Regions from separate parts of the Homo sapiens genome. Here region 2 is linked to region 1. A link is a contact called in ENCODE Hi-C or POLR2A ChIA-PET data. All regions are on one chromosome and are shown on one strand. Each heading gives the region's core, a stretch centred on a gene start or an enhancer-like site at or near the end of the contact. The rest is flanking DNA. Distances are from core to core; before and after follow the strand shown.

Region 1 (4,258 bases), core at 799-3,298:
CCTTCCTGGGCATAGGCTAAACTAACTTTGGGAGGAATTTAGTTTATAGTTTAAAACAAAGACAATAACAGCCCTTTCCCAAAACAAACCTCCTCCTTGCCTGGGGACTAGACTGCCTTTATAAGATTAACAAATTAGCCACAAGATTAGAAATTATGGTTTAGGAGTCATGCAGCTGGAGGCCAAGATTCTGACCCTCCCTAAACTGCTCCTGAGACCAGTGCTTGAGATATTTTGCAGACCCTGCACTTGATGGATCAGCTGGTACCACCCAGATAGATAAACAGGCTCATCTGATCTTGTGGCCCCCACCAGGGAACTAACTCAGCGCATGAGGACAGACAGCTTCAACTTCCCATTATTTCATCTCCTACCTAACCAATCAGCGCTTCTGGCTCACTGGCTTCCCCCCACCCACCAGTTGTCCTTAAAAACTCTGATTCCCAAATGCTCGAGGAGACTGATTTAAATAATAATAAAATTTCAGTCTCCCGCACAGCTGGCTCTGCGTGAATTACTCTTTCTCTATTGCAATTCCCCGTCTTGATAAATGGACTGTGTTTAGGTAGCGGGCAAGGTGAACCCACGGGGCATTTACAATGACATCACTTGCCTTTGGATGCCCACTGAACCAGGACTCATTTCTGGGTTCCAATCTAATCCCAGTCACTGAGTTGCTGTGTAACTTGGGGCAAATTACCTTTATCCTCTTGCCTTCAGCTTTTCCTTTGGTAGGAAGGGAGCATTAGAGGAGAGATCATTTCAGTAAGGTCCTTTCTAATCCTAACAGTCTAAACAGATTATTATGAATATTAGAAGGTAATAATAAATGTTGGAGAAATTAACTTCAGTTACTCGTATAATATTTCAAATTACCAAAGGGTTTATATTAGATTTGAGGCTAATTCCAAAGGATATTTAAGGACCATAGCAGCAAGGATTAGGAGGCCCTTTTGGTCTGGACCTCACCTTCACAAGGGCCTCAAATTTAGATTTTTGAGAATATCTCCTTTAAAAGTAATTGTCAAATATGATTATAATAAGTTCATCATTCAACCTTATATATATATTTTAGAATCCTCTTATGCCTTTAGGAATAGCACAGTTAGTTCGTCCTATACTTTTTTAGGTGTTGAAAGTATTGTCAAAAAACATTTAAAATATGCCATTATTTTTGACATGCAGTTTGGGGTTATTTTAATTTTTTTTTTTTTTTTTTTTTTTTTTTTTGAGACGCAGTCTCTCTCTGTCGCTCAGGCTGAAGTGCAGTGGTACAATCTCAGCTCACTGCAACCTCTGCCTCCTGGCTTCAAGCGATTCTCCTGCCTCAGACTCCCAAGTAGCTGGGATTACAGGCGCCCGCCTCCATGCCCGGCTAATTTCTGTATTTTTAATAGAGACGGGGTTTCACCATGTTGGTCAGGATGGTCTTGAATTCCTGAACTCAAGCAGTCCACCCGCCTCGGCCTCCCAAAGTGCTGGAATTATAGGTGTGACCCACCACACCCAGCCTGGGGTCATTTTAATTTTAACGTACTAATGAAAGAAGTCTGAACTCCCTCCCTACCTCTGAGGATAATTTCCTTTTACTAGGAATTTACTCTGCAACTGGCACTTTGCTAACATTGCCTGTCATATTTTTTTTTTTTGAGTCCAGCTTCTGCAGAAGCCTGCCTAATGTTTACAAACCTACGATGCAGCCACTACAATTATCCCCATTTCAAGGTCGAAGAAATGGAGATTTATAGAAGTTGTCAAATCGCTTACTAGCACACAGCTAATAAGTAGTAAAGCCATCTCTCAAATCCAGGAAATCTAACTGCCCTGCCTGAGCTCTGAGTCAAGGGTCCTACTTTGGCTGCCAGCCAGCGACGACTTCAAGGGTAAGATCCTATGCGGGCCGTAAGGACTCTTCCCCTCCCCCTCTCCCACTTCTTCTATCCCAAAGTCGCTCTTCCCAATTCAGGGAGCTGGGACCACCCTGAGCCAGCGGCCCTGCGCATGCTCAACCGCAGAGCACGACGGGAGAGGGGCGGGGTCGGCGGGGCCGTTTCGCTTCGAAGATTGTTTCAGAAGCGTTGGGCGGGGCGTCCCTGAGAGAAATTAGTAAGCCTCCTCATGCGGCTCTGGTTTCGGTCTTTACTCCTGCGCCTTACTCGAAAGGGGCAGGGTTTCTGCTGTCGGTCGGAGGGAGGATGACGCGCCGGGTCGGGGTTTTAGAGACGGAGCTTTGAGTGCGGATTCCGCCAGATGGGGGTCGGGAACTCCGGGCCAGGCCCTGACGTGGATTGTGTTTGCCGCCTCCTTTAACCTTGCCCTCATAGACTGGGGGGGTTAGTGCTCCCCGCTTCCAGCGATTCTCGCCGCCTCCTGCTCCTGTGTAGTAACTGGGCCTTCAGACTTTAGTCTCGCTCCGCAGCCTCCGTTTCAGAAGCCCCATCACACCTGTATCTCTCCTTCATTGAGCAGTGATTTTTCAAAAGTTTGACTCCTGGCCGGGCGTGGTGCCTCAAGCCTGTAATCCCGACACTTTGGGAGGCCCAGGCGGGCGGATCTCTTGAGGTCAGAAGTTCGAGACCAGCCTGGCCAACATGGCAAAACCCCGTCTCTACTAAAAGTACAAAAATTAGCTGGGCTTGGTGGCAGGCGCCTGTAATCTCAGCTACTCAGGAGGCTGAGGCAGGAGAATCGCTTGAACCGGGAGGCAGAGGTTGCATTTAGTCGAGATCGTGCCACTGCACTCCAGAGCGAGACCCCGTCTCAAAAAAAAAAATGAAATGTTTGCTGAACCCCAAAAGCACAGTTTGAACGCTGCTGATTTACAAGATTAATTTTAAGGTATTTGGTATCAGGGACCTTCCTGACATGACCCATGTCTACTTTTCAAACTTTCCAGTTCCTTCTACTAGCACTCTTGCACTTGTACTTTATCTGCAACAACAGTCCCACTCCTTCTAGTTCCCATATATTTGTGCTTCTTTTTTTTTTTTTTTTTTTGGAGACTGGGTCTCGCTCTTTGGCCCAGGCTGAGTGCAGTGACACGATCACGGCTCACAAGCAGCCTCAGCCTTCCGAGCTTAAGCGATCCTCCCACCTCAGGTTCCAGAGTAGCTGGAACAACAGGTGCTCCCCACTACGCCCAGCTAATTTTTGTATTTTTTGTAGAGACAGGTTATCTTCATGTTGCCTAGGCTGGTCTCGAACTCCTGAATCGAAGCAATCCACCTGCTTGGGCCTCTCAAAGTGCTGGGATTACAGGCTTGAGCCACTGTGCCCGGCTATTTGTGGTTTTGTACATGCTGTCTCTATACCAGGAATATCCGCCATCATTGGTTGGTAGACACTTTAAAACCCAGCTCAAATTTCACCTCCCAGAAGACTGACCGTCTTCTTTTTTCATTTCTTCTCAGTACCTTGTATATACTTACTGGTTGGGACATCCTACTCATCAGTGTAACCCGGTACCAAGGCACTTCGGAAATGATGGCTCTTCATTGCCTGCAGAATTAACCATGGACATTTTAGTTTGGTTTGAAAAACATATAGCCTTCTGCCTCCAGCCTTCCCATCAGGCTAGTAAAAGACCTTGCAGAACTCAGTTGAATAAAATAATTTTTTTTTTTTGAGACAGCATTTCACTCTTGTCTCCCAGACTGGAGTGCAGTAGCGCGATCTCAGCTCACTGCAACCTCCACCTCCAGTTCAAGTGATTCTCCTGCCTCAGCCTCCCAAGTAGCTGGGATTACACCACACCTGGCTAATTTTTGTTTAGTAGAGACAGGGTTTCACCATGTTGGCCAGGCTGGTCTAGAACTCCGACCTCAGCTGATCCACCCTCTCAAAGTGCTGGGATTGCAGACAGGAGCCACCGTGCCCGGCCGAATAAAATAAATCTTAGCAAAGTGTAATGTATAAAGAAGTGGTATAATGCGAAGAAATAAGGGATAGGAGTATATCTGCTTCCAGACTCTGTTTTGTTTTTGCTTGTGTCCATACCACACTATCTTAATTTACTGTAGCTTTATAAGCCCTTCCAACATTTTTTTTTTTTGATATTGTCTTGGTTATGCTAGGCTCTGTATGCACATTGTATATACATTAGAATTACCTTACAAATTCCACAAAAACCCCTGCTGGGATTTTCATCTACAGCTTAATTAGGAGAAAAATTAATATTGACTCTTTCCATCAATGAGCATTTATTTAGATCTTCCTTAATTTCTCTCAGCAATGTTTTGTTTTCACTGTAGAGTTCTTT
Region 2 (4,258 bases), core at 1,245-3,744, 150 kb before region 1:
GCCCTCTCTTTGGCAAGGAGTCCCAAGCTGAAAGATGTACAGCCTTAGGCTTTTTGAGTCTTCATTTCTTTTCCAAAAATCCCCTGTACTCAGCTCTGATGGGGGTGGGGAGAGTTCAGGAATAGAAGGCAACATGGAGGATTGCAAAGTTCCTCGTCTAAGATTAGCCTAGGAACTCACAAATTCGTTGTGTGACCTTGGGCAAGTCCCCTCCCTTCTTGGGGCTTCAGAGTCCCCGGTTTGTAATGAAGAGGTTGGACCAAGTCAATACTAAGGTTCCTCTCCTGGCCATCATTCTACAGCTACATACAAGCTCACTCGTTGGATGTGAGCCCCCTGGCACAAAACTCAGCGGGCCCTGCCTGCCAGATCAGTGGGGCAGTGGCGGGTGGGAGATGCGGGGGCTGTATGTGAGGCCGTTCATCCTATGTTCATGTTCCTTTTAGAAACACCTGCCACCCTAGCCCTCCCAGCTCCCTTTTTAGACCCTGATTCACTGCCAACTCACGAAGCCTCTCCCTCCCCTCCCTCCTCTCTTCTCCCCCCACCCCCCACTCTTTTAGGCATTGGCAGCTGGGTGCAGAAGTAGCCCCAGCATTCAGGGAATGCTGCGCAGTGGTAGAGGGCAGTGCCCCCAGGGTCAGAGAGAGCACACCAGGAAGTACCACTCTCTAACCTTGGCCCAGCCCAGTTCTTTGGGTCACTGAAAGACCTGGGCTGAGGTCTTTCTGTACCACTAACTAGCAGTGTGTGGTTGTGGAAAATGCAATTCATTTCTCAAGCCTCAACATCTTCATCTGTAAATCGGCATTATATTTGGTTGAACCATATGAAATTGCTGTTTTTGTAGGTTAAATAAAAACAGTTGAATATTGCAGTTGCATATGGCTTAACGTGATACCTGTCCTGCCTGCTTCCCAAGGCTGTTGGGGAAATAAGAAGAGTTCAGAGGGCAGCATTTTCAAAAGCCCTGAACTAATATGAGGGCATTATTTTATTATTATTACTTCAAAGAGCTTAGTACAGACCCACCCGGAGCCAGTGGACTGAACCAATAACCCAGAACTTGAAGGTTTGGGACTTGGAAGTCTGGGAGAGCGCCACCTGCTCTGATGACTAACAGGGCAGACGCTTCCACCTGGCCTCCTCATCTCCTAGCTCTAAAAGGCCCTTGGTGAAACATTATTGAGATGACACAAGTTCCCAGGCCCCCAAAAGGAGAAGCAGCACACGCAGGCACATACTCCAGCTCGCCCCAGATCCCCCCTCCCACCCACCAGGGGCCTTAGCATGCAGGAAGGACACGACCAGCAACATCCCAGAGGGCACCCCCTGAGGTAGGTGAAGGTAGAGACCAAGCTGGGGAGTGCCACAAAGCTCTTGCCTGAATCAAGGGTCAGGGGTCCCCAGAGAAGTGGGGAATGATCTGACCTCGGAAAAGTCTCATCTCCCTGTCCCATATCCCACCAGGAATGGGGGGACAGTGGGGGGGACAGAGCCCAGGTGTGGGTGATTCAGAGTGAACCGCGCTCAGATACACTCTCTCTCACACAGCCAACGCACGCGCGCGCACACGCACACACACACACACACAGTCACACAGGGCAGATACCGGGACCCACTCACAGAGACAGTCACGCCGGCACACACATCCATTCACACACTCACAGACACACACAGGCACACATGGGGACAACACACACTCATTCACTCACATGTCCACAGATGCATACACAGTACCACCCTCCACACTCACGCTGCATACACCCACTAACATGCACACACACTCTCGCCCACAGTGACACACGCACACACTCACGGCATACACTCACCGGCACACACAATCGCCCACAGACCCACACAGTGACACACTCGGCACAGACACACAGCGACACGCACTCACATTCACACACCTGCAGAGGAAACTTCTCTCCGGATCTCCCCAGCACCACGACTTCCCCCACAACCAGCTGGCTACTCCCTCCCAGACCCGAGCCTCCAGCCGGGCGAGGGCTGGGCCGGGGCTGGCCTGTCCCCGCGGCCCTGACCGGGAGCGTGGGTCCGCGGTCCGCGTGGTCCCCTGCCCGCCCCTCGGGTCGGGCCCGCGGGCAGCCAGGCCGGGGCAGGAGCGGGGGCAGCTGAGGAGGCCCAGCCCCTCCCCCCTCCCGGGGCCGGGAGCCGAGCGCCGGAGCCCGGGGCGTGGGCGGCGCCGGGGCCGCAGCCGGGCCGTGCCTGGGGGGCGCTGCAGAGGGAGCCGCGAGCGCGGCCCCGTCCCCACTCCTCCCCGCGGCTTACCTGGCCCGGCTCGGGCTCCGGCCGGGTTACATGGTGCCGGCGGCCCGGGCCGGGGGCGCTGCGGCGTTGGGCAGGCGGGCAGGGACCGGGGCCCGGCACTGCGGAGCCCCCAGCTGAGGGGCCGCGCCGGCTGCGGAGCCCCAAGCGAGCGCCGAGCGGCAGCGGGCGCGGGAGCGGGAGGCGGCCAAGCCACGGAGGCTGGATTTCCCGGGGACCGGGAAGGGGAGGCGGGGGGATCCCGCCCGCGCGCTCCGCCCCCGCCCCCGCCCCCGCGCAGGGCAGCCGAGCAGGGAGAGGGAGAGGGAGAGGAAGAGGGAGGGGGACCGAGCTCCCCGCCCCCGCGCGGACCCAGGAGGGCCGAGGTCGCCGCCCGCGGGCGGCCGCCGGGGTCCCGGAGGAGCGCCCACCTCGCTGAGCGACGGTGCTGGGGGCGCCCAGCGTAGGGGCAGGAATGAGATCCCCCTCCCCGGGGACCCAGGAACAGGCACCCGAAGTGTCACGGCCACGCACAGCCGACCTGGGTACAGGGACCCAAGCCCGGCGGCGGGCGGGCGGTCGGGGACCAGCTCAGCCTCACGGACCGGGTCTCGCCCCCCGCCGAGGGGCAGTCACGCCCTGAATGTCACACACAGCCCCCAGGCCCGTCCGCTTAGGAGACTCTCCTTCGGGCTTTCCCGGTCGGCCGCCTGACCTCAGCTCCTGGCTTGGGGTCAGGGAGCCCCCCTCTTCGGCCCCAGCCCCTGCCAGGATGGGGCGCTGTGCCCGGCCTCGGAGCCGCTGGCAGGCGTCCCCCACCCACAGTCCGCACAGCCGAGGCATCCCCAGTGTGGAGGGAGAGCCCCGCTGTACCTGCCGCCTGTGCTGGGCCCCCGCCCGTGCCCACTGTGCCCGCCCGCCTCTGGGCCCTGAGCCTGGGATTGTGCCATGGCGGGGTCGGGGTGGGGGGAAAGGGACTGTCCGAAGCACAGCTGGAGGCTGCGGAGCCCGGACACAGGCTGCGGGAGCCGAGAGGCGGAGAGCGGACTGCAGCAGTCCCCTGGCTTGAATCCGTCTTGGCGCCCAGAGCGATGCTGTAATGGGGGGGAGGGGGCCACGGTGGGGAAGCCGCAGGGGGAGGGGCTGAAGACGTGGGGGAAGGGGTGGCTCCGGATTCCGGCTTTCCAGGGTAGGTGTGAGGAAACACTGCCTCCGGCGCTGAAAGTTGGGGGTGGAGGTTCAGTGGGCATCCTTAAAGCCCTCTTCCCTCCTCTACCTTTTCCGGTCTTGAAAGCTTGGGATGGTGAGGTGTGGGCTTGGGAGGCTTGAGACTGCCCACCTCTCTAGGAACATACCTTGGAGTTGTTCTGATTCAACGGCCCCCACCCCGCACCCCAACAACTCCCTGCTCTCTGTTTCCTTGTGGGGCCACCGGCTCTCCTCCCTGTATAAAGGGGAAAGTGAGGCACGGAAAGGAGAAGCCAAAGGCCCAGAAGAGCTAGAACTGGGAGCCAAGACCTCTTTTCCCCAGGGAGATGATGTTTTAAGATGCCACATTACATTAAATAACATAAGGGGCTTGGAGAGCCCTCTTCCCAAGGGATACCTAGAAGTCTGGTAAGAGACTAGTAGATTGGTCACCTACCCTGCTGCTCACAAGAACGGTTCATTGTCTCTTCAATCATGAAGTGAGGTTGCAGACCATTTCCAGCCCAGGGTTCAGTCAAGAGCAGATGTCATGAAAATAAGAAAGTTGTTCCCAGGAACCCACTTTAGAACTGAAGGAAACATCTCACTTTCCGTGGAGCATAAGAACAGCCGTTGGGCCGAGCGCAGTGGCTCATGCTTATAATCCTAGCACTTTGGGAGGCCAAGGCGGGTGGATTACCTGAGGTCAGGAGTTCAACACCAGCCTGGCCAACATGGTAAAATCCCGTCTCTACTAAAATTACAAAAAATTAGCCGAGTGCAGTGGCACGTGCCTGTA

Evidence for each region. A loop is a pair of places that touch in the nucleus more often than their neighbours do. ChIA-PET counts read pairs that join two places held with the same protein, here RNA polymerase II (POLR2A). Pooled maps may share reads with other maps.
Region 2: a pooled map shows a loop between it and region 1 (2.7-fold over the local background). The contact joins the promoter of DLGAP3 here to the promoter of ZMYM1 in region 1. A Hi-C loop is called at or near these places in 2 of 50 pooled maps. POLR2A ChIA-PET finds 5 or more read pairs at or near these places in 7 of 52 experiments (A549, H1, WTC11 and 3 more).

The regions. Positions count from the first base shown.
Region 1 is chr1:35,077,337-35,081,594 of GRCh38, forward strand. It overlaps ZMYM1 (zinc finger MYM-type containing 1), which reads left to right and starts at 2,049. Exons shown (of 10, transcript NM_024772.5): 1 at 2,049-2,106. RefSeq lists an enhancer at 1,956-2,474.
Region 2 is chr1:34,927,156-34,931,413 of GRCh38, forward strand. DLGAP3 (DLG associated protein 3) reads right to left here and starts at 2,495. Exons shown (of 12, transcript NM_001080418.3): 1 at 2,296-2,495. RefSeq lists silencers at 2,004-2,073, 3,054-3,103.